Linked DNA regions of Mus musculus: all the other regions are linked to region 1. The links are chromatin loops, found by intact Hi-C in ENCODE. Cell type or tissue: heart. All regions are shown on one strand.

Evidence for each region. A loop is a pair of places that touch in the nucleus more often than their neighbours do. Peaks named below come from ENCODE experiments on the same cell type or tissue, not always from the same donor. Only the 100,000 strongest peaks of a DNase experiment are listed, where the experiment ranks them.
Region 2: it touches region 1 in a loop (4-fold over the local background); 11 of 42 quality-filtered maps call a loop at or near these places.
Region 3: it touches region 1 in a loop (5-fold over the local background); 10 of 42 quality-filtered maps call a loop at or near these places.

Annotation. Positions count from the first base shown.
Region 1 is chr19:34,658,139-34,666,138 of GRCm38, reverse strand. It overlaps a transcript of Ifit1bl1 not described here. Among named protein-coding and RNA genes, the nearest start is that of Ifit1, 21 kb to the right of the region's middle. In heart, a CTCF peak has its summit at 3,981 (motif pointing right); a DNase peak (open chromatin) is centred at 3,768; H3K4me3 peaks cover 667 bases; H3K27ac peaks cover 909 bases.
Region 2 is chr19:34,240,692-34,248,691 of GRCm38, reverse strand. It overlaps Acta2 (actin, alpha 2, smooth muscle, aorta), which reads left to right. Exons shown (of 9, transcript NM_007392.3): 4 at 158-268; 5 at 1,956-2,040; 6 at 2,453-2,614; 7 at 3,589-3,780; 8 at 5,194-5,375; 9 at 6,882-8,000. The coding sequence ends at 7,025. Among named protein-coding and RNA genes, the nearest start is that of Acta2, 11 kb to the left of the region's middle. In heart, CTCF peaks have their summits at 4,451 (motif pointing left) and 7,256 (motif pointing left); a DNase peak (open chromatin) is centred at 4,431; H3K27me3 peaks cover 1,035 bases.
Region 3 is chr19:34,544,142-34,552,141 of GRCm38, reverse strand. Ifit2 (interferon-induced protein with tetratricopeptide repeats 2) reads right to left here and starts at 1,448. Exons shown (of 3, transcript NM_008332.3): 1 at 1,120-1,448. It overlaps Gm31417 (a long non-coding RNA gene), which reads left to right and starts at 7,413. Exons shown (of 3, transcript XR_386665.2): 1 at 7,413-7,596. In heart, CTCF peaks have their summits at 87 (motif pointing right), 1,048, 1,580, 3,991 (motif pointing left) and 1 weaker place; DNase peaks (open chromatin) are centred at 1,501 and 3,981; H3K4me3 peaks cover 1,191 bases; H3K27ac peaks cover 1,541 bases.

The sequences.
Region 1 (8,000 bases):
GATCTAATATGTTGAGAGAGTGTACTGGCTGGTTTTGTGTGTCAACTTGACACAAACTGGAGTTATCACAGAGAAAGGATCCTCCCTTGAGGAAATGCCTCCATGAGATCCAGATCAAGGGCGAGGGCCCAGCCCATTGTAGTTAGTGCTATTCCTGGGCTGGTAGTCCTGGGTTCTATAAGAGAGCAAGCTGAGCAAGCCAGGGGAAGCAAGCCAGTAAAGAACATCCCTCCATGGCCTCTGCATCAGCTCCTGCTCCCTGACCTGCTTGAGTTCCAGTCCTGACTTCCTTGGTGATGAACAGCAAAGTGGAAGTGTAAGCCGAATAAACCCTTTCCTCCCTAACTTGCTTCTTGGTCATGATGTTTTGTGCAGGAATAGAAACCCTGACTAAGACAAATCGGTAGCAGCATAGTTGGGTATTCCTGTGACAACCTGATCATGTTTTGGGGAGGACTGTGGAAGGACTTTGGAACTTTGGGCTAGAAGATCCATTTGTTCTTAAGAGCTCTGTGGGAGTTCCTGTAGGAGCTCGGAAGATAATGTTGAAAACCATGCAGAAGATGGAGGCCTGGTTTGTGAAATTTCAGAGGGATGATTAAAGACTCTTGTTAGGGCAATTGCTGTTTTGATTTCGAAGATTCTGTGGTTTTGGTTACCCGGGGCTGAAGAATCAGCTGTGATTAACAAATTAGCAGAACTACTACAGCGAAATCTTTGCATTACTGGGACTATTGATAATAGTTTTTGCTTCATCTTATTGTATTTTATTTAGTCATGTTTGGTTGTTATCTCTTAGAAGCCTGTTCTTAAATCCTATAATCAGGATTTGTTGTGTGAGTAAAGGAGTATTTTCAGTAAAGAAGGAGAAAGAAATAAAGTCATTTCCTTCTTTTCATTGTTTTCTCTCCTTCTTTCTACTAATATTTCTTTCCCCCTCCCCCACCTTCCTGTAAAACAAGGATTATCTAATATTAATATGTAGGTTCTTTCCATTCCTGAGATAGTCTCAGTAAAGCAGGCTTATACATAAAAGGTTTGTGAATGGTTTTAGTTTTTTTTGTTTGTTTGTTTTAATGATTTTAGCCTTTTTTTGTTGTTATTGTTTTTATATTTCTTGCTGATTTGGATTGCTGGAGTCAGTGTGCTACACCAATGGGAACACGTGTGAGGAAAGGTGGAGCCGTGCTTGAACTAAGTGACTATTTATTTAATCAGACTGGAGTCCAGAGCCACTTCTCCAGCGCCCACGTTTAGAGGCTGCAGTTAAACCTCTGTGGGATGCTAAGGGGTGGATGGTCCTAGCCACATCCAGTCTCCTCCATGTTGTGCTGCCTAGCTGGATGTCAGCTTAACAAAAGCTGGAGTCATCAGAGAGGAAGGAATCTCAATTGAGAAAAATGCCTCCCTAGTATTCAACTGTAACAAATTTTCTTAATTACTGCTTTTTCTTAATTATTACTTGAGGGGGTCTCCCATTGTGGGTGGGGCCATCCCTATGCTGATGGTCCTGAGTTCTATAAAAAACAGGCTGAGCAAAGCCTTCAGGGGGCAAGCCAGTAAGCAGCACACTTCCATGGCCTCTGTATCAGCTCCTGCCTCCAGGTTCCTGGTCTCCCTCCGTGAGTTCCTACCCTCGCTGGTGTTGGTGATGAACTCTTATATGGAACTGTAAATGAGATAAACCCTTGTCCCTGCAGTTATTTTGGCCATGATGCTTCCTCACAGCGATAGTAACCCTAACTAAAACACATGTTAGAGCCTTCCATTTTCTTCTGTCACTCCTTTCCTCCCTTCCCTCCCTCTTCCAGATTCCTGCGTTCACTTTCCCCTTCTCCATCCTGACTAATATGAATTACATGTACTTATATTCAACACGATGCATTGAAACATGCGTGTACCGTGGAATGGCTATATTGAGGCTTCCCTTTGGTGTCTTATGTTGGTCTCTACATTAGGTGAGGGTCTTATGCTGGCTGGGGATCAGATGGAGCATGCTTCCTTCTTCATAAGGCCAAAAGATGGGGTACCCTGGCTACTAACCACTTAGTGACTCTTCGGACTTCCAAAGAAGGTGGCCTCCTTTAAGGGTGTGTGTGGGGGGAGCAGGGAAAAAGGGGGGTTACTGTAAATCTCTGAATCCCAATGTCCAAATCTTGGAAGGAGAAAACTGACTACCTAACACTGTGTTCTGATTATCTCACATGCTCTGTCACACTGTGACAGCACACACACACACACACACACACACACCGCACAAACACACAAACACACCACGCATACACAAGATACACATTCATAATAATATTAATAAGAAAATTTAAAAGTACTCCACGCAATTAACAATACTTGCTGTGGAGGTTGCATGCAGAGACATTATTTGTTACATAAAGGCATTTTAAAAGAGTCATATCAAAATAGCAACAAGGTGCAGTTGCTTCACATTTGTTTCAGTATGGAGGCTTTGTTCTCTGTCTTAGTCTGTAATCCAGAATCTTCTGAACAGACTTCCATAGGAATCAGTGTTGGGGGAGGGGGGAGGGGGGAGGGGGGAGGGGGGGGATGCTCTACAACCAAAGCAGTTGCTGTTCCCAGCCCCATCCCCTGGGAATTGTCCAATTCATGACCCCATAACCAATCACAGCACTGGGAGTCCTCACATGAAAGGTTAGGGAACACTCTCAGACCCCTAGCTTGCTTCTCTAGCCACTCTCTATCTCCTGTGGATAATGAGAACGTGTGTAGCACATCACATCTATAGAAACACTGGTAGTTGTAACTACAAAATAATGATGCCTTTGTCCCAGAATGAAATATAAATCCGTTTCCTACAGAAACAAGAGAGAAATGGACCTCACAGAGATTTAGGTGATGTTGTCCTTTTTGCTAATAAGAAGCACGCTGGCATTGTCTTTGGGGAGAGTCCTCAGTGGAAGCCAACCTACTTTACACCCCACATTGCATATAAATACAACATACTGGTCTCGTTAGCTTTTTGGTTAACGTAACACAAGCTAGAGTCATTTGAGAAGAGAGAATTATGATTGAGAAGAAAGCTCCACTGAATTGGTCCATGGAACAATTTTGGGATCAACAACTGATTGTCTTGGATGGGAAGGCTCTGCCCCCCCCCCCCCCCCCGTGGGTGTGGTCAACCCTGGGCAAAGGATCCAGGGTTGTGTGAGAAAGAAGATAAGCAAGCCTCGTGGACTGAGCAAGCCAGTAAGCAGTGTTTCTCCATGTCCTCTGCATCAGGTTCTGCCTCCAGGTTCAGGCCTTGAGTTCCTCCCTGACTGCCAGGGATTAATAGTGAACCAGGAAGCTAGATGAAACGAGTTCGTTCCTCCCCAAGCAGCATTTGATAATGGTGTTTATTTCAGCAATAGAAGGCAAACTAGGAGACACAAAGATGCACGTGCATATGTATAATTAATGCTAGATTCCACTTGTGAGAGAAACCATGTAATATTTTGTCTTCAGTCTCATTACTCTCTCCTGTTCCTTTCTTTGGAACTCTTTCTCATAGTCCTCCTTCTATTTACATTTACAAGTAACATATGCGTGCACATATATAAATGTACATATGTACCCCTGCCCTGAGACTCAGAGTTCGGTGGCTCCAGTCCTTGCTAGTAAACCGAACAGCGCAGCAATACTAAGGCGCATGAGCACATTCCTTAGCAAGGACTCAGCCTGTCAAGGGCGGGTCCATGTGCGCATGCTCGCATGCTCTCCACTTGTGTTATGTTGTGTTCTGGCCAGAACCCCTCAGTCACGGCCAAACAAAATTAATGACGCAGGTAGGATTTCCAGAAACAGAGCTTCAGAGTGAGCCCTCGCTGTCAGCAATTGTCTGCCAAGAGATGGAGGTAAGTCAGAGTTTCTGAACCTTGGCGCTTCTGACTTGTGGACTTGATGGATCTTATTGTGGGAAGCTGTTTGTATAGCGTAGAATACTTAGGCTGCATCTTTGTGTATAGCCTCTAGGTGTCAGTAGTACGTCACAATTGCGACAACCAAAAATCCACTGGACTTGATAAGGCCCTCCAGGGCATCAATTGAGAATCATGACTGTAAATACCTTCAGTTATTTTCCTAATTGAAAATATGAATATGCACAATACAAGCAAGAGATATGAGACAGGGTCCAGATGGGAGAAAATTTCTGAATTCATCAAATCGTAAATGGGGCTTGTTTTAAGATTCCAAAACACGTAAAGAATTTGAGGTATGCCAAGGAAGAAATAGTCCCTTCAGTAGGGGACTGCCTGGTGGAAGGTTATTACCACTTTCAGTCTGAAAGAGGACAAGATACATATGTAGCTGTGTCCACGGGCAACTGCTGGGTGCTACGCTTTGGATAGAGTGTGAAGAACACCCTATTAAAGCCTGGCCCCTACAGTGGTGATGTTAAAAGGTGGTGGGACCTTTTAAAGGTGAGGTGTAGTGAGAGGTTGAGGCAGACCATACCTGTTCTCTGGCTTCCCGTCTACCATAAGCCAGTTGTCCACGCTGTGATGTTTTCGGATTTTACATCCCAGACCACGAACTGAAGACATATTTTTTTTAAATGTTACCATGCTCACGTGTGTTATATAGTAGCAGAATAGACTGATCTACTAGACAATCCAGGTTGGAGCAGACTCTCAGGTGGATATTGCTAATTTCCAATGCGATTTGAGCTCTCGCTGAATCGTAAGATGTTTAGGAGATGTGTGTATCCATGGTAGGAGCTGTAGATTGGCCTGATTTAGGTGTTAATATAGTTAAAGGCACAGATGGAATTCTGCTAATTATGTACATGGCAGTAACTTGTCCCTGAAATTCACTGGCCAATCTGATGAGAAATGTCTGCTCTGTCAGCAGATGGTCCTGAATGGGAGGACATTCATGTTGTCAATGCAAGAGTATATTCTGCCCCAGGGCTGGCTTCTTGCTTTTCTCTGCAAATGTCCAGAGTGCACCACACCATACCATTCCTGATGTCTGGGGAGAAAGGACAGAAATCTCTTCCACTGTTGGCCTGGGCAGGGCAGAGTGGTGGTGTGAGGTTAGCAACAAGACAGTAAAAGCCTTTGCTTCCTGGAGGTCCCCAAGCCCCTCCGAGTCACACAGAGTGCTCCAGAGAGTCCTTTTGCATCGGTGGCATTTTCTTTCAGGAATTTTGCATCTGTCCATGATCCTTGACTGAATCAGATTGCTATCCCCAAGTGCCTTAAATAATGCTTCAGATAATACACGGTAAAATGAGAAACTTGTGAGAACAATTTGACAGCGAATTAAACGTCAGCCATGTTACAGAGAAAGCAGACCCTGGGTAATATACCTGTTTGTCTGTTACTTTCACTGAATTCTAAGCCATGTGAGATTTAACAAAAACAAAACAAAACAAAACAAAACAAAACAAAACAAAACAAATCTACCTCTTTGACTTGCGTTTTAGATGTCTAGCACTAAATTGTCGGTTGATCAAATGAATCATTTAAAATGCTAATATATGTCAGGCCAATGTTTTGACACATCTACTCAAAGCTTTTTCTCCTGGATGGCGTTCACTCAGAGGTACTGTCTTTTCCACTCCACCTCTCCACACATAGTCACTAAGACTCATATTTCCTATTCACTGTTTTTAGAATACAGTTAATACTGAGTAACTGTTGAAAAGTTAAAGCATTGTAGTGGATTATGTGCTGTGTTTCTAAAAGCAGAAAATAGAGCAGATTATGAGAATATGTAAACCTAGATGCAGATAAAATGTGAAGGTAGCTGGTATTTTAGGAGTGGGGGGCCAGGCTGCTTACTTTCCCAGAGTCAGTCATCAGCCTTCAGCCTTGCCATAAGACTTCAAGACTGTAGACAAACCCAAGGAGACTGAGGCCTTCCAGGTCTAATGCATCGCTCCTGTTTCTTCAAAGACAATGTCTCTGAACAACCACTACATTTATTCCTGTTAAATAAAGTATTTTTGGTTTTTTTAGCTTTTTTTTTTAATGTTTGTAAATGATGCCTGGGTGGATCTACTTCAGATTTCTTTGAAAGAAACTTGAATTCTAAATATTGGTCATAGAAGAAATATCATGTTGTGGTAATTGTTTCTCAGGTAGGTTAATGAATGGCGAGTTTGGAAAATATTTCCAGCTTTTTTCTGAAAATTCCCACTTCATTATACATATGTATGTACAAGGTAGTCCTGGTTCTTCCTCTTAAGCCCCATGCTCCCGATACACTCAAAGTATATTTACAATTAACTTGACTGTATAGCCAGGCTCTTTTCGAGTAGCTTATATCTTTAAATAACCTATTTATTCTAACCTACATTCTATCATGTGGCTGCCTACTTGTGCTCAGGCACCAAGTATCACTCTGTAGGTATGGTTCTGATGCTAAGGTCCTGTTCCCCGATTGGTTCTTAATCTTTCAGTAAAGAAGCCATGGGCCAATTGCTGAGCAGAAGGGATAGGCGGGTCTTCCCGGTTCTTGGAGGTAAGCAAGGAGACACAAGGATAGGAGAGTTCACCATGCTTCTGATGGAGAAAAGTTGACCATCCATGTGAGATCTTGAAACCAGTGACCACACAGGCTACTTCTACAGGAGGGTGGACAGGGGAGTTGAGCAGGGACTAGATGTAACTGAGCAACTAAAGTTTAGGGCAGGTGGGAAGTGTGGAACAAAGAATACCGATAAGGACACACTTTTCCAGGCAGGAGATAGTAGTGGCCAATAATTGTGTCAAAGGGCAAGTTGAAATTGACCAACTGTGTGTGAGTCTTTTATCCGTTGATTCAAGGAAAGCTGGTAGCATGGCACATTCCTGGAGCTTAGGCTGGGTAGCAAAAGTTACACACAACGTTATCTCCCCGAAGTGTTATCCCAGAATCCTTTCTGCCTACAGGATGTTCCCTCTCCTATTCCTACCTAAGCTATAGGCCACCAGTGTTACTATTGATAGGTGCCAATACAGATACAAGACATTTCCTCTACATGTATTAGAAGTAGAACAGTGTAAGATGTGGGTTTTGTTAAATTAAAGATGAAACATGGCTAAGCTTAGCTATTCTGTCCATATCCTTTCTATCCTGCCCACTGGATTGTGTATTTGTCGCTTGTTTTGTCTGTGTGGTCCATGCTATAAAAGTTGCTCCTCAGGAAGGAAGCTTCAGGTAAGTTCCAGTTCTGGGTCCTGTGGACTCTGTGTCTGAACTGCATGGTGTCCTCAGCTACAGGGACTTACCTTCCACCTCGGCGATACAAACAAAGGCAATAGCAATACCATATAATCTTCTGGAAGTCTCTTGGACAACCTAGACCAACAACTTTAAAAGGGTCTCTCACACCTGGTGTTGGGGTTTTGGTTACATATTCTTTGGCTCTTGGAGGGAGTATCGTCAGCCCAAAGAGTAAAACTTTATTTAAACTATATATGTATGTTTATCAAAGTACTTACATGTACTATAGGTTGGGGGATGTGAGTACTTAATAGTCTGACTCTTTATTATGATTTTTTTCAAATATCCAGACATTTTATGATTACATTTCTTTTTACATCTGCATAGCATTCCATGGAGTGGATATACTACAGTTCATTAGTCATTGATTAGCTGAAGGGCATTTGGTTTGTTTTCCATTCACTGGCTATTGTGAATAACAAATGATCAGCCCTGAAAACAGATACATACAAGGAACATTATGCGGACTGAGCAGGTTGTATTTTTGTGTTTAGGAATATGAGTGGTGTGTGTGTGTGTGTGCACGCTTGCATATATGCACACAAACATATGCATAAATGTGTCTAACAACAATAAAAGGAGAGGCCATGAATGTGTAAAAAGATCAAAGTGGCAGTTCATGTGACATTTTGAAAGGAGGGAAGGAAAGGGGAGTGTCTTAGGGTTTTACTACAAACACCATGACCAAGGCAACTCTTATAAGGACTACATTTTATTGGAACTGGCTTATAGGTTCAGAGGTTCAGTTCATTATCATCAAGGCAAAGCGTGGC
Region 2 (8,000 bases), 420 kb after region 1:
ATATGGTGTTCACTCTCTGGGCTTCTGCATCTGTACAGATGAGGTCTTGTGCATTTTATCCGGTTCTAGTTTTGTCCTGAACATCCCTGTCCCTTTCCAGGACCTTTTGCATCCCACAAGAACAGATTACCACGCTCCTCTTTACCCATCTCTCTAGATCTGGCACCACTCTTTCTATAACGAGCTTCGTGTGGCCCCTGAAGAGCATCCGACACTGCTGACAGAGGCACCACTGAACCCTAAGGCCAACCGGGAGAAAATGACCCAGGTAAATATTTGCTCCAGGATCTAACCCTGGTGAATTTGGGGCATGGGCAACCAGGATAACTTGCAGCACGACAGGCAGACATAAGGTCCAAACTGACAGTTCACCAACAGACTGACCCAGGAACCCCAAAGCCCCGGAATCTTAGTGTTCACACCCTTACTCCACAAAACAACATAATTTTGCCTCAAAGGGCAAGAAGAAAAGCTTAAAGGTTTAAGATTAGGGCTAAAAACTTCTCATAAGTCATTGAAAATGCAGGATGATATAGTAGGGATTGAATCTGTTACTTATCAGTTACCAAAAGCCACTTCTTTTCTTAGGACCCCTGCTTCTTTTCTTTTTTCCTTTTTTTTTTTTTTTTTTTTTTTTTTTTTTTGGTTAGGAATATCAACACCATTATTTTTCAAGGGATAGATATGTAGGCTAAGTGATGCCAAAATTATATGCAAGTATCATGGGGTGTGGTATGATAAATATCCAACAAGGAGTAACAAAGACTGTCACTACTGTCTGTGTGAATTCTAAGACCATACACCTAGGGAACGTCCAGTGAACCAGCTAGAGAGTTCTGATGTGGATGAGCCGATAAATGATAGCATCTACTGTCAGTTCCTCACAGGCCCTGGTCAAGCACAGGGTGTTGCAAGTGCACTCTAACTCCTAATGATTTAAGGCAGGAACTATTATCCTAACTACCTCAGTGATGAAATTAAGGCTCAGATGCACAAAGTGATTTTCCTAAAGTCACATAGCTAGGCGTGGCAATGCCTAGAGTTGACCCATGAATTTTCCCCTTGAAGAATAGCAAATGCACACAGCCCAGGGCCCCCTCCTGGGAAGAGCATTTGCTGTGCTCACCAGCACATCAGCTGTTCTGGGTGGTGAGGAGCATCCTGTAAATTGCATGAAGGTGGAAAAATGACTGAGAACTATGGAGTTTTAGCAAATATCAGACATTCCTTCTGGTTTGTAAACTAGAGAGTTATTTAAATGCAGACTGCGGACATGTTCTCATGTAGGAGGGATCTAGGGAGCTCCAGTTTTTCTCTTGTCCCTGAATTGCATGGGCTATTGGGTCGACATTTATATGTAGTCCTCTATTCCATAGTATAGGTCGTATCTGCCAGGATCATAGCCTCACCCACTACAGCTGCAGGGTGGAGTCTGGTTCCATGGATAGCATTGACCCCAAATTGCATAAAACCATGGAGAAGATCAAACTGAACTGCAGACAGATCACTCAACCAGGGTTATTCCCGGAAAAATCTCAGTATTGGATTTTATCTGGTCTTCTCTTTTGTCTTTGATGTAGTTAATAACTCTTAGACTCTCTCTGAGAGCTTAGGCCAAAACCCTTCTCCCTTTACATTTGAGAAATAAAGAAAAACTGAACACCATAGTGAATACTGTTGTATCCAGTTCAGGACCAAGGCTAGGACTTAGCTGCTTCTCACCTTATCAGGTCCTGTGCACAAAACCGCTGGCTCCTCCCCCTCCCATCAGGTCACCAGTGTGATGGCTGACTATTGCCACTGCCTTCATCTTTCTTTGTCATGTGACCAGAGCTGCCTTGGCTTTTTTTTTTCCCCCTGGAGGGTCTGAATCAGGGGTGGGATGGGGGATGCTCTTCAGTCTTCTATGTAAGGCTGATAGCACCATTTACCTAACCCTTTGGATTCCTTTGCAGATTATGTTTGAGACCTTCAATGTCCCCGCCATGTATGTGGCTATTCAGGCTGTGCTGTCCCTCTATGCCTCTGGACGTACAACTGGTAGGTGGCCGGGGAGGTGGGGACCTTGATCAAATGAATCCATCGTAAAGTGTGATATTTGATGGGTACAACCTGTGGGTTGTGATGGTTGACAAGTGAATTGGAGCACACAGAGATGTGGTCCTCCCCCAGAGCCCGCAAAAAGGAAAGAAAAAGCCCTCGCCTTTTCAAAACCAGCCCTGGACCTCACCACACTTCTTTACTTCTCCAGCAATAAATTTTTAATGGCTTCTCCCTCTTCTTTCTGTCTCTCCCAAGCCCTAGCTCTGACCTATCCCATAGAGCACATTCTTTCTTCCCTTGATGTAAGGCTCTTAGGACTCACCACTCCTCTCAGCCTCCGTGTGAAAGACAGAAAGTAACTGAGCACCTGCTGCCGTGGTGACTTACAGCATACTTAATTGTTCCCCAGGTATTGTGCTGGACTCTGGAGATGGTGTGACTCACAACGTGCCTATCTATGAGGGCTATGCCCTGCCTCATGCCATCATGCGTCTGGACTTGGCTGGCCGAGATCTCACCGACTACCTCATGAAGATCCTGACTGAGCGTGGCTATTCCTTCGTGACTACTGGTGAGGCTCGGGGGTGGGGGGAGGTGGAGGGAAGAGGATGGAAGACACTATGTTGCTCACTGTAACCTATCAGAAGGAGGGCTGTCCCCATGAGAATGGGGACATAAAGCCAGAGAGGAGACTTCGCTGATAAAACCATTTGCTGTGCAAACCTTACAACCTACGGTCAGTTCCTGAGCTCACAGCGAAAGGCAAGGACTGACGGCTGAGATTTGCTTTCTGATGTCCACACATACACACCTGAAATGCACACACACACACACACACACACACACACACAAACACACATAAACACACCCAAGCACACACTCCTATGCACACCCATTTGCACACACATGCATACACATACAAATAATAATATTAACATGCTAAAATTAAAAAAATAAAAATAAAATAATAAAAAAGGGTTGGTATGTCAGAGACTTAGCCAACAGTAAAGCCTGACCCCAATGCACAGAGAAAGCTTAGCTTTCCTTGCTTTGTGATTGTAAAGCTATTACAGTTTCTTTGAGAGTAGCTATAGACATCAGTGTAGGCGGCAAGTCAAAGTGGAAAATCGTTTTTGTCTATACTGCTGGAGATCGAACCCAGGGTCTTGTATTGGCTAGCCAAGCCCTCTACCACCCAGCTACACCCCACAGAACTACGTGGATAATTTTTTAATTTCTTCATTTACAAATAGAAGAGAACGTGTACAATAGAGAGAGGTATAGCTGGGACCTTTCCCATCTCTCCGTGTGTACCAATGGAACTGGGGCTGTTCCCAGAGAGCATCTGCTTCATTTTGAAAAGTGAAAAATGTGTCAAAGATCAAGCTACTGCCGATCTGGGTAGGGCAGCAAAGATCTTTTAGGCATTTTTGAAAACTCTGAGACTTCTGAGAAGCTGGTTCAGTAGAAGAGTCACATGGGACAGGTAGATTTTAGCGCCTGTATCAACCCTAATGTGTATCATGTTCGTTATGTGTTTAACAGCCGAGCGTGAGATTGTCCGTGACATCAAGGAGAAGCTGTGCTATGTAGCTCTGGACTTTGAAAATGAGATGGCCACGGCCGCCTCCTCTTCCTCCCTGGAGAAGAGCTACGAACTGCCTGACGGGCAGGTGATCACCATTGGAAACGAACGCTTCCGCTGCCCAGAGACTCTCTTCCAGCCATCTTTCATTGGTAGGCAATGGAGAGTGGGGTCTCCCTGTTCTGTACCAAGAACAAGCCAAGCCTCTGCTATCAGGGTCCATTAGCAGGTAAAAATGAACCAGGGCTTCAGAAACAGAAGCAGTTCTAAAGTAGGGATGGTGTCACATTTCCAAAATGAGAAGACATAGGGAGCCAAAACAGGGGTTGTCTCCCGTGGAAAACTCTCTTATGTCAGAGTCAAGACAGACGCATTCTCCGCACATAATGCAAAGGTTAAAAGTTATCTACGTTTACGATAGTGGAACACAGGGGTGGTTGGGGAAGACGATCTGAGTGCTGAGAGTTTGGGGTTGCTGAGAGAGAAGGAAAACAGAACAAGTAGAGAGCGTCTATTCCACACTGGCACGGCAGGGTCACGTTGGGTCTGCAGAGGCATCCTCTTTGGAGGCTGGGGGCCTGGGCTTGAAACTCTGTTCTATTTTCATGATCTCGAGAATGTCACTAAAGCTTTCTATGAGTCAGTTTCTTCATACCAGGACAGTTGGAAGTTTTATAGCAGAGTTGTGCGGTGCCCTCAGCACAGGGCCTGTCCAAAATAAGCTTTCAACAATTGGTTACTGCCAGCAATGTAAAACTAGCTGGTGGCATTGCTATTATAACTAGATCACAATGTTAAGAAGGCCGTGGGCGCCATCTAGTGGTATATTTTAAAAAGTCTATGTCAGAAGTCAACAAGAAACTCCACCCCTCGCCTCTACCCCTTAAAAAAAAAGCTGTACAAAGATTGCATAGAAAGCATCTTTGGCAGCTGGGCATGGTAGTACATGCCTTTAATTCCAGTACTAGGGAAGCAAAGGCAAGCGAATCTCTATGAGTTTGAGGCCAGTTTGTTCTATATAGCAAGTTCAGGCCAGCCAAGGACCTGTGTTTAAAACAAAACCAAAACTGAAAACAAACAAAACACTTTATCCAAGTAGGAGAGACACTTTACTGACAGTTGCACCATTCAAACTTGGGTGTTGGGAACATAAAGGAACAATGGCAGAGAGATGAACCTGCTCAGACCCATGGCCCTGGCCCTACCTCTTACCAGGCATCGGAAGGCCTGGCTCCTTACTCAAGCCAATTATAGCAGAATATCTATCCAGCCACTGGCGTTATCATGTTGCAATCTCACCCCAGAATCGCTGCAGCTGAACCTCCTCCTTTAGACAAGAGCCAGGAGGATGGTATGGAGCACAAGAAGGGCCTTTAGTCTCTTGAGTGGTAGTTTCTAGTTCATGATGCCTGCCAGCCTCACCCAGGAGATGTGGTAGTTTCTAGTTCATGATGCCTGCCAGCCTCACCCAGGAGATGACCACGTAGCTGGGCCAACTTGATTTTCCATGTGTAGCTTGAGTTTTACCCAGCATCCAAGGATCACTGCCTGTGTCTCTTTTCCAGGGATGGAGTCAGCGGGCATCCACGAAACCACCTATAACAGCATCATGAAGTGTGATATTGACATCAGGAAGGATCTCTATGCTAACAACGTCCTGTCAGGGGGTACCACCATGTACCCAGGCATTGCTGACAGGATGCAGAAGGAGATCACAGCCCTCGCACCCAGCACCATGAAGATCAAGGTACCACACTAAGACCCTCTGACTCAGAAAGCAGCAGGAGGGGCATTTCTAGAACAGCCACAAGCTAAGAGGCAGTTTAACAGGCTCTCTGTTCTTTCCAAAGGGAATGAGGCCAAGGTGACAGTGGGTTAGATTTTAACACTACCACTTAAAATGGGCCCTGAGGAGTCCTGTCCTGGGTCTATAGGGAGTGAGCCACTGCTTCCTGAAGAGCCTGTGCTCCTTCCTGTGCATGTCAGAGCAGCTCAAGTCCCCCTCCTTCCATACCTAGCTGAGCATGCTGCCAACTCTATGTACTTGGGGTTTGAGAACAGACAGGCTGCATCTAGTAGGAGTTAGGCAAGCCTCAATTCTCCAAACCTTACTTCTGAGATGGAAATGAATGTGAAACTCAGGGGTCCAGTATGGTCAGAGAACACAGACACCCAGTAAAAGCTCAGGTCACCAAGATGGTACATTCATAAAATGAGCCTGGGTACAACGTTCTGGAAATCTAAAATTATCACCAAACCCCCTCACTATGGAAAAACAAAAATGTGTACCTTCAAAGCAAAACTCCTCTGAGGGCCAGTTTTGAAATTAAACCTGCTATTGATACAGCCACTAGCGAGCATCACTGACAGTCCCCTGAGCCAGTATCTTCATCTGCAACTTGAACATCACTGGATACCTACCCTTCAGAATTATTATAGAAGTTAAGTAAGCTAGAACCTGTCGAACCCTTGGCACAGGGCACAGTGAGAGCTTGGTGAAGGAGGAAAGATTAAATGTTGAACCAGAGCTTGCAGACAGAGACAAAGTAAGCCCCTGGCTAGCATGTGCAAACACTTTATTTACTAGAGCATCCTCTGCTACTCAAGAAACTAAGACTAGAGTGGAATTTGGTGTTGCTTGGCTCTATGTTTGAGTTGCTGCAACAGAGAAATCCCTTGTCTGATACTCTGCACAACGCCTCCGCCATTCACTCGTACAAAACACAAAACAAAACAAAAAGTGGGCATGATCTGGTATGTAAGATCTGTACTCTGAATAAGGCCAGCATGACAGGAGATACACCGGAATGGGAACTCTGAGCCCTCTGTGTTGGGCGGTGCTTATGGTCAGGACATCAGAAAGCAGTGGCCAGTTTAATCAGGTGGAAGATTACTTGCACAGAAAGTTCAGGAACAATCGTCTTTGCACACAGTAGGACTTCTGTAGAACGTGCAGCGCCTGCTGAGGTCAGCTCTGGAATCAAGAGATTTTGTCAGGGTTTTTACAAAGGGGCCCCGTGTGGGCTCTAGGGCCAGTTTGGGTTTGCCCAATAAAGGGATAAAGGAATTAGGGATGGTTTGGCATAGATTTCATAGGGGGAAAAAAACAGAAAAATCAATGGGCTCACTGGGGAAACACTCCAACTTCCACAAACCCATCCCCTCATAGAGAACAATGTCCTCGTTTTCCAGGAAGGGACAGCACAAGGCACGTCTGCTAGGCACTAATATTCTTCCCTTCTTACCCTGACAGATCATTGCCCCTCCAGAACGCAAGTACTCTGTCTGGATCGGTGGCTCCATCCTGGCTTCGCTGTCTACCTTCCAGCAGATGTGGATCAGCAAACAGGAATACGACGAAGCTGGGCCCTCCATCGTCCACCGCAAATGCTTCTAAGTCCCCCCTGCTCTGCCTCTAGCACACAACTGTGAACGTTTTGTGGATCAGCGCCTCCAGTTCCTTTCCAAATCATTCCTGCCCAAAGCTTTGATTTGTTACTCGTGGTTTTTTTAAAAATAAATCAGACATGTGCTACCCTTAACTTGTAGCCCTGGCCTAGCAACACTGATTCAATTGTGTTTCTGTTAGGTGAGAATCATTTATTATAGGGTGGCCCCCTCTAGTGGTCAGGAATAGATGTGACACAACTAGAAAAGTATATTCCCAGGCATGGATGGCATCAATCACTTCAACAGAGGAAGGTCCACTTAAATGATGTAAACGGGGTATTTGAGAGCGTATAGGACTTGTATAGATTACATATAATAATATATATTAGTACCAATAGGAAAAATCGACACTGACTTCACAGCTAGAGTGACTATTTTACTTTATACATACAGGTGACCAGATAGGTAAAAAACAATTTTACGTGTATTTAAAATTTGGCAAGTAATATGGTTTTATTAAAATCACATCTTTTGTATTAAAGCATACACACGTGCATGGATATGCATGCGTGACTTTTAACTTGCATCAAGCCTTGCGTATTATTTAACTTTAACGTTCATCAAACTTGGCATATTTAAGGAAATAATTTTTTAGTTAGTTTTTAAAAAGCACACACCTTTTAGAACCCAAGAAGCTATTTAAAAAGTCTCACTATGCACCTGGATCATTGCTTCCTCCTCCTCCTTTGGCCAACATCCAGGAAAAAATGCAGTAGATATAGTTACAGTAAGAGGAAGGGGGAAAACGGCAGTACTTCCAAGGACTTGTCATACCATGCATCGTACACAAGACTCTCACACGTCATCACTACTATGTGCAGATGGTGTTATCATCAGTCATCAGATGAGGAAGCCAAGGGTGTCCCCAAAAATGCAGTTACTTCCATAGACAGCTAAAGACTTGAACAGTTCCTTTGCCTAT
Region 3 (8,000 bases), 110 kb after region 1:
TTGTGAGCAACTAGTCCAGTCTGCTGTTGCAGCGTAAGAGAGCACCTGATCCAATAAAACTTCATTTATAGAAGCAAATAGCAAGCTGGCCTCCGGGTGGCAGTTTGTTAACCCTTGTTCTATGACCCTGTGTATTTTTCATGCTCAGAGTATCTTGATGGTCCTATCTCCTCCTGCATGGTCTTTTCAGCCACTGCCTTACTCTTTTGAATAGCACACTTCTCAGGGTGCCAACGTGTTCTAATTTTTCCTTCTGTTGTCTCGGAGTCTTTGTTAACATTTTACTGAAGTATAAGTGTGATTCAGGCGCATGGCCTCCTGAGCAGTTGCTGTCCTGATGCTATTTACACTGCTTGCTTTCAGCACTCCCAAATACTTTCCTCATGAGGACACAAATACCTCATTGTGCCTTCTTCATCTCTGAACTGCACCCTAATTTGAGATTCCCAGTCCCTACTTCTAACGTTTACCTCTCTTCTTCCTTTACCAACATTTAAATCCAGAAAATATTTTAGAAAGAAGAAAGAAAGAAAGAAAGAAAGAAAGAAAGAAAGAAAGAAAGAAAGAAGGAAGGAAGGAAGGAAGGAAGGAAGGAAGGAAGGAAGAAAGAAAGAAAGAAAGAAAGAAAGAAAGAAAGAAAGAAGAGAGAGAGAGAGAGAGAGAGAGAGAGAGAGAGAGAGAGAGAAGGGGGGCAGGGAGAGGGCGAGGGAGGGGGAGGGGGGGGAAGAAAGAAATTCATTGTGTCCACTCTATCTCCACAGAGAGGAATTCCTACATCAGCTGTCATTTTAAAACACCAAACCTGAGGAACACAGGGAGGTTGGGGAGGGGGAGAGACCATTACACAATAACATGTTAATAGACTTACAGAGTTGAGAGGTTGTGGGACATTAAAAAGGTTTCTGTAATTTCTGGTGCATTCCTTCTCAAATAAACAACCGGAAGTAAAAAAAAAAAAAAGCTGTTTTTGAAAGCCTTTGAGTGAGCTGAGGGTGGGTTCTGGATAAAAGAGTGACTAGATATATAGCTTAGGACCCAGAGTCCACCACGCGCCCCTAGTGGACAGCCCAGGAAAACAAAAGTTGCGTCCACCCACATTTAAGAGCGACGACCACCTACCTCTAAGTCTCATCTTGGTGCATCTTGCTGATGGGTAAAAAAGCATTAACTGCAGAAGGCCAGAACTTGCTTTTCGGCAGAATGGACGCTGGCGAAGGGTGCGTGGCCAATGACTCCTGACTGCCGGGTGCCGGATGTAACCCCTACCCACACTTGGTGCTTTGAGGGATCTACTACTAGACAGGGCTACTCATTAAAAATATCTTGCTTCACTCTCTTTCCTACATATTTGCAGCGTTAGTCGGGTGTGGCTGGAATACCTTAGTCCTTTGGGGGACTCCCCGCTGTTTCCTAAAGTGAGCTCCATCTCGCTGGGTCCCCACATCACTAAGGGCGGGAAACTGCACTCACCCAGGCAACCTGGCTCGACTACAGCTCCCAGGGAGCTTTGTTTTGGGGTGGTACTCCATCTTAGCGCTGCTTCCTCCCACTGTGTCCTGCTATTGTCGCCAGAGGGTGCCCTTCTCCGCCGCTTTTAGCTTTATTATCCCTAGATGCTAAATTTGAGAGTTTGCAGCAGAAATACTTCCGGAATTGGGAGAGAGACGGTTTTATCCATTCTTCCAGGAAGCTCCCATGAATTTTCCAGCCTCTGGGTCTTGGTGCTCCAGCCCAGCTCTAGCATAGAATTCTCCTTGCACAATGCAAGACCAGACAGGATCCTTTTCTGTCCTTTCCTATTTTTAATGTTTACTGATGTTGCTAACTGAAGCGGATTAATTCGCAGACTGTAATATTCTGGACAGCAGAGATAATACCTAGTTGATTCTTAGAGGATGGTTCACTCATTTCCAGTTTCCTAATAGTCCATCTTAGTGAGGGACATGATCCTGAATTGAATTCCTGGATTTAAATTGAAATTGAGACTCAACTGGCTTAGGGGAGATGACTTCAGGGGCTTATATCACTTGACTTTAAGCCCTAGGATCTGAGCTGGGATGGGATTTTAATCCCAGGGAAAGTAAAAATCGACTCCTGCAAGTGGTCCTCTGACCTCCGTGTGGCACCCTTGATAAATGGATGGATGGATGATAGATAGATAGATAGATAGATAGATATAGATCCAGATAGATGGATAGAATGAAAGATAATGACATTCAAAGTCCTTTAAAAGAAAGTGAGGTTCCAAGGCTAGGATGTAGCTCAGTGACAGAGCTCTTGCCCATGACACTGGCTTCTGTCCCTAGGACTGAAAGGAGATAGGGGATGGGGAAAGGAAGAGTTTTAGCAGTGAACTGTCATTCTAAGGATCCATCATACCCCTCCCTGTTGCCTGGTGGTTAAACACTTCGGTCTTGTCAATTTAGTTTCTCTTCTAAATTGAGTCCCCCCCCCTCCCCCTCCCCCTCCCCCTCCCTCTCCTCCTCCTTCTCTTCACAGGCGATGAGACATTTTAATCTAATAGTGGTACTTAACACTACACAGGGAGTCACAGCTCCCAGAGGATCCCTAAAGGCCAAAGGAAGATCCAGAAATATCTAGAGTTGCTGGTCCCCTGCCTGTGGGAACAGGGGTCAGAAGGTGGCAAAGCAGGGGCCTTCCTGTCACTCATAGATCCAGTCCTGTGCACAACTCTTGAAGTCCACCAGCTCCTTGGGCTGAAACCACAAGCTGGGCTCTCTACAGAACCATTCTTACCAACTTGGATGCAAAAGTCTCCTCGGATGGTCACAGGCTTAGAGTGAGTGGGGTTGGTCTCTGTTAGCATCACCGAGACTGTCTTCACAACATTCAGTCCCTCCCAGACCACAGCACACATGACCAACGGTGAGTGTACCTTCATTACCATCAGGCCTGGTGGGCTCCAGCGGGAGCTTGTGGGAGAGATCATCAATCAATTTGAACAGAAGGGATTCCTCCTGTTGGTATGAAATTTGTGCGGGCTTTGGAGAACCTTCTCAAAGAGCGCAGCGTTGACTCGAAGGACCAGGACCGTCATTTCTTTGTAGGATATTTCTACAGGACCCCTTTCCTGGCAGGCAAACACAATGCTGCTCGTCTTATAAGTACAATTGTATTTATTGTCCCACTCTGACCCCCAAGCCATTCTTTATGGTTTTAAGAGAGGAATGTAATCACCGTACTGTGGGGAGAGATTCAGCTTCTTGTCAAGGGTTCTTAAAAAGCTTTTCCCAGCCGGGCTTGGTGGCACACGCCTTTAATCCCAGCACTCGGGAGGCAGAGGAAGGCAGATTTCTGAGTTCGAGGCCAGCCTGGTCTACAAAGTGAGTGCCAGGACAGCCAGGGCTACACAGAGAAACCCTGTCTCGAAAAACAAAAGCAAACAAACAAACAAAAACAAAAACAAAACAAAACAAAAAAAGCAAAAAAGCTTTTTCCTTGCTAGACTGTGTGACTCATAGGGAGATAGTTTAACGTGAGTGATCTAAGAAGACTCTCACTGAGTCAAGAGGGGCGGGAACTAGTAGGGATATAAGGCTAATGAGAGCAGAAGTAATAACATAAGAAGATAGGTCAGAGGAAAGTCTAAATGAAACTGAGGGCAGTGAAATATGGGGAGAATATGTTCAAAGTACAGTGATTCGTTCATGAAAATCGCCTTATGTCGCCCTGTATAATCCTTTTTAATTAAAATAAATTTACTCAGTAGAGAATATATAGCAATATATAAAGCAAGAAGAAAAAAAATCCAAAGTCAAGACAAAAATAAAAGCACACGAGAGTGAGAATGACCAGCCTTGGAACAAGGTCAATCAGATGCATAACTAGAGGCCAAGAAGTAAAAGATGAGGCCAGGGTATGTAGCTCAGTGGTTAGGAGCTAGGGTGGCTCTTCCTGAGGAGCTGCTTTCAATTCTCAGTTCCCACAAGGTGGCTTCACTTCCAGGGACTCTGGCGCCCTCTTCTGGCCTCTGTGGGTACAAAGCGCTCATATGAATCACAGACATAACATATTGGCAAAACGCATACACAGAATAATAATTTAAGGCCGGGTGTGGTGGCGCCCACCTTTAATACCAGCACTTGGGAGGCAGAGGCAGGCGGATTTCTGAGTTTGAGGCCAGCCTGGCCTACAGAGTGAGTTCCAGGACAGCCAGGGCTATACAGAGAAACCCTGTCTCAAAAAACCAAATAAATAAATAAACAAATAAACAAACAAACAAACAAATAAAAGGCGAAATCAGGTGAGATTAGATAATGAGTGACCCCCCAAACTTCTAAAATATATCAAAGTAGGAGATTCAAGCCATAACCAGGAGAAACTCAAAAATGTTTAGTTACCAGGTTTATCAATAGGAAAGCCTTCTTTCCCCCTCCCCCACCCAAACACACCATTTAATCTGTCTTCACCCCCCCCACACACACCACCACTCCAGAGATACTGTTCTTTAGAGCTAAGGTCTAGGTAGGCCCCTAACATTCATGAGTTACAGCCAGGTCTGGTGTTCCTGTTTCCCACTTACAGTACTGCGGACATTGTGGAGGATGATTGAGAAGGAGCCAAGGGGAAATTAAGGTGGTTTTTGTTTTGTTTTGTTTTGTTTTTTTTTTTTTTTTGGCCCTGACATTCTGCTGTTTGTTTTGTTCACAAAGAACAGTTCCAGGAAAAAAAGAATGAGGGGTGTTATGAAACAATGCGAAGCACTTACTGGCTGTTCCCACCTGTACCTTCTCTACCAACAGTAACATATTCATGTGCCTTACCTTGGCTCAATGACTGTGACTGTACCTCTCTATAGTTAGTGGCTTGGCAATTTTGTGTTGGTCCCTTCCTAAAACGTAATTGTGAAATGAGAAGAAATCCTAGACTCCAATTTATTAGGCTACCTGATGAAATATGATCAAAGGGTTTACAATTGCTTTAATGGAATTTACTGGAATGGTGATGGAAATATGTTTAGTATTTGAAATTAAGATGCTGTATTTTTTAATTGTATTATTACAATGTTTCTTAGACAGTCCTCATCTGAGAACCTACTATTGTATAGATCTCTCTGAACAAGGCTTGACTCTTACATAAGCCCCAAAGATGTCAGTCTGCTAGTCTGTGGACCACTCTGCCAAGATTTGTTCAACCCATGGCCCAGGCAGCCATGAATGTGGTTCAACCCAACATCATGACTTACTTAAAACACAAGGTGTGTGTGTGTGTGTGTGTGTGTGTGTGAGAGAGAGAGAGAGAGAGAGAGAGAGAGAGAGAGAGAGAGAGAGAGGCACACAGAGACAGAGACAGAAAGAGATGACCAGAGAGAGACTTTGATTTTCATAACTTGATTATATTGTTCTGGAATGATAACTTTGTGAATGATGTCATGTTTCAGTGTCAAACATTTGTGCTCCTCAGTTAGTCTCATGATATTAAAAGAATGGAGATATGATGAAGGTATGAAGAAACCCAGGCATACTTGGAAAAATTTGAGATCCAAACAGGGAAAACAATTATTGAAATTCCATGATCATCATAGGGATGGATGGGAGTGGTGTGCAAGCACATAAGTGTATGTCTTAGCGGTGGGAGATCTTAGCGGGTGCCAAAAGGAAATGGAGAGGCAGCGAGAACAGCTTGACCACTGAGTCCAAGCCTATGTGGAGACCAGCGGGGAAAGGATTGTCAGAGGTCCCTGAGCACTTGACACATAACTCAGTGCTCATGAAGTCCTTTGCAGCTGTCAGATGGTATGCTCTGAGTTGGATTTCAGAAACAGTTGGTGCAGTGGTATGTATACTAAATGAGAGAGTGATTAATAATGCTTGCCCACAGACACTACAATAGCCTCAGACCTTAAAAAACAGACAAGCAAACAAACAAACAAAAAACCTTACAGACCTGTGAACTCTCATTCCTCTCAAAACAATCATCTGATGCATCTAGCTAAGCAAGCAGGAACTGGGTAAGAGAACTTCAGAATTGGGAAAGGCTTAGGGAGTGGGAAGCAAGACACCCCATGCACACCTGTTTCCCCGGGCTGCACGTTGACTTCAGTGCTCCTGAGATGGAGAATCAGAGAAACCGTGCAGGGGGTCATTGAGAGCAGAATAACCTGACAGAGTATGAGATCAGCATCCGGTTCTATCGGGGTGAGGTGGAGAGCTCTAAAACAGGGTAGCAGAGAAGAGGGGTGGGTGTTTCCTGTGGCTGCAACGCAACAAGTTCAGCCTGTTCAACGTAAAGGAGCATCGCGGGCACAAGTTAGAACAAGGAAGAAACGAATAAGCTTGTTCTGTTGTGTGCTTTGGGGAATTCTGTAAGTTCTTGGAAAGACTGGACCTACTGCGTAGGATCATCCAACTGACCTAGCAGCCTACAGTTGGGAGGAAGTGAACTCCTCTTTCACACCCCCAGGGCTCATGGGGACCCTGTAGGAGAAGCTGAATCTGCTTCCGGGGGCCATAATCCTTTCACCCTTTCCCTTACAAAAGTCTCAAGGATTTGGCCCAGTCTCTGCCCTCACTCTGATTCCTCATCTATAACAAAATGTACACTACAGACCAAAACCCAATAGGACACTTCTTTGTGTCTTCTCTGGTTGTGTTTGCTTCTACACCATGGATTGTTCTTCAGAACACTCAGAGAAAAGTTGCTGTTGCTTTGAACTTATAATGAGCTTACAGAATGAAACACTGTTTGAACTTAATATTAACATCCTTCTCTGACTCCCTTTTTGTGTAACATTCTATCTAGGAGGTAATTTTCTAAGAAATTTTGTCCATAAAAAGGCCAGAGAAAAGAAATACACTGTTGACTTGGGGGGCTCTGTCCCATCCATCTATCCACCAAATGTATACATTATGTATATGTCTGTTTGTCTATGTGTAACTATACATGAGCACTTGTGGAGTAGATGAAACAGGTGGTCAGGCCAAGCCAGAATGTATGTATATATGAATGTGTATGTGCCTGTGCACATTGTCTATATAGATGAATTTCTTTCTTTCCTTTTCTCTTCTCTCTGGTTCATAAATAGTTAAGAGCTCAAGAGCCTCTCACCAGCAAGGGGCTCCTGGGTATCAGAGAAAGAAGCCCTAGCAATTAATCCTTTACTTAATCCTCCACTGCTAAACATCATGTGTTAATTCTCCAGATTTAGCACTTATTAAAGCACAAATAATAAGAGAGTTTCAGAGTAAGAGACCAGTATATATTTAAGCATAAAGAGTTAAGTCTTCAGAGCTTACTTAAGCACAGAACAACAAGAGTTAAGTTTTGAGCACAGCACAGTAAGAGTTAAGTCTTCAGCACTTATTTAAGCATGGAACAATAAGAGAGTTAAGTCTCTGGGATTTAATAAAGCATAGAGATTTACAAAGTACAGAGAGATAAAGAGGAAAGAAGCCAGTGAGTCAGCGATTTTCAGCTAGAATAAGCAAGAGAGTGTTAAGTCTCCAGAAGCCATCAGCTTCCAGTCCCCAGTACAGTTAGAGAGAGTTAAAAGGCAGAAGATGATCGGTCTTTTGGCCTTCGTTCAATGCTGTGGTCCGCTTCAGCTCTGGTCCCTTAAGTCCGGGCAGGTTTCCGGTAAGTAGGTAAAGTGTTTGCTGTGCTGACAAGAGGACTTGAGTTCAGATCTCCAGTACTCAGGTAAAAGGCTGTACATGTGTCTGGAGGACAGGGGAGTGTTGGAGATAGTAGAACCCTGGAACGCATTGGATAGCTCGCCTAGTCAATTCAGTGGGAGACTTGTCTCAAAAACTAAAGTGGAGAGAGACTGAGGAAGACACTTGGCACTGACTGCTGGGCTCTACATACAGACACATGACAGATATATCCACACAGACATACATGTGTGAATATACATATTGCACACACACATACATACACACATACACACATATATGAATGGATGGATGGATGGGTGGGTGGATGAATGAATGAATTAATTAAAAGGACAAACATTTCCACATTCATAAAGGCTAACGTTG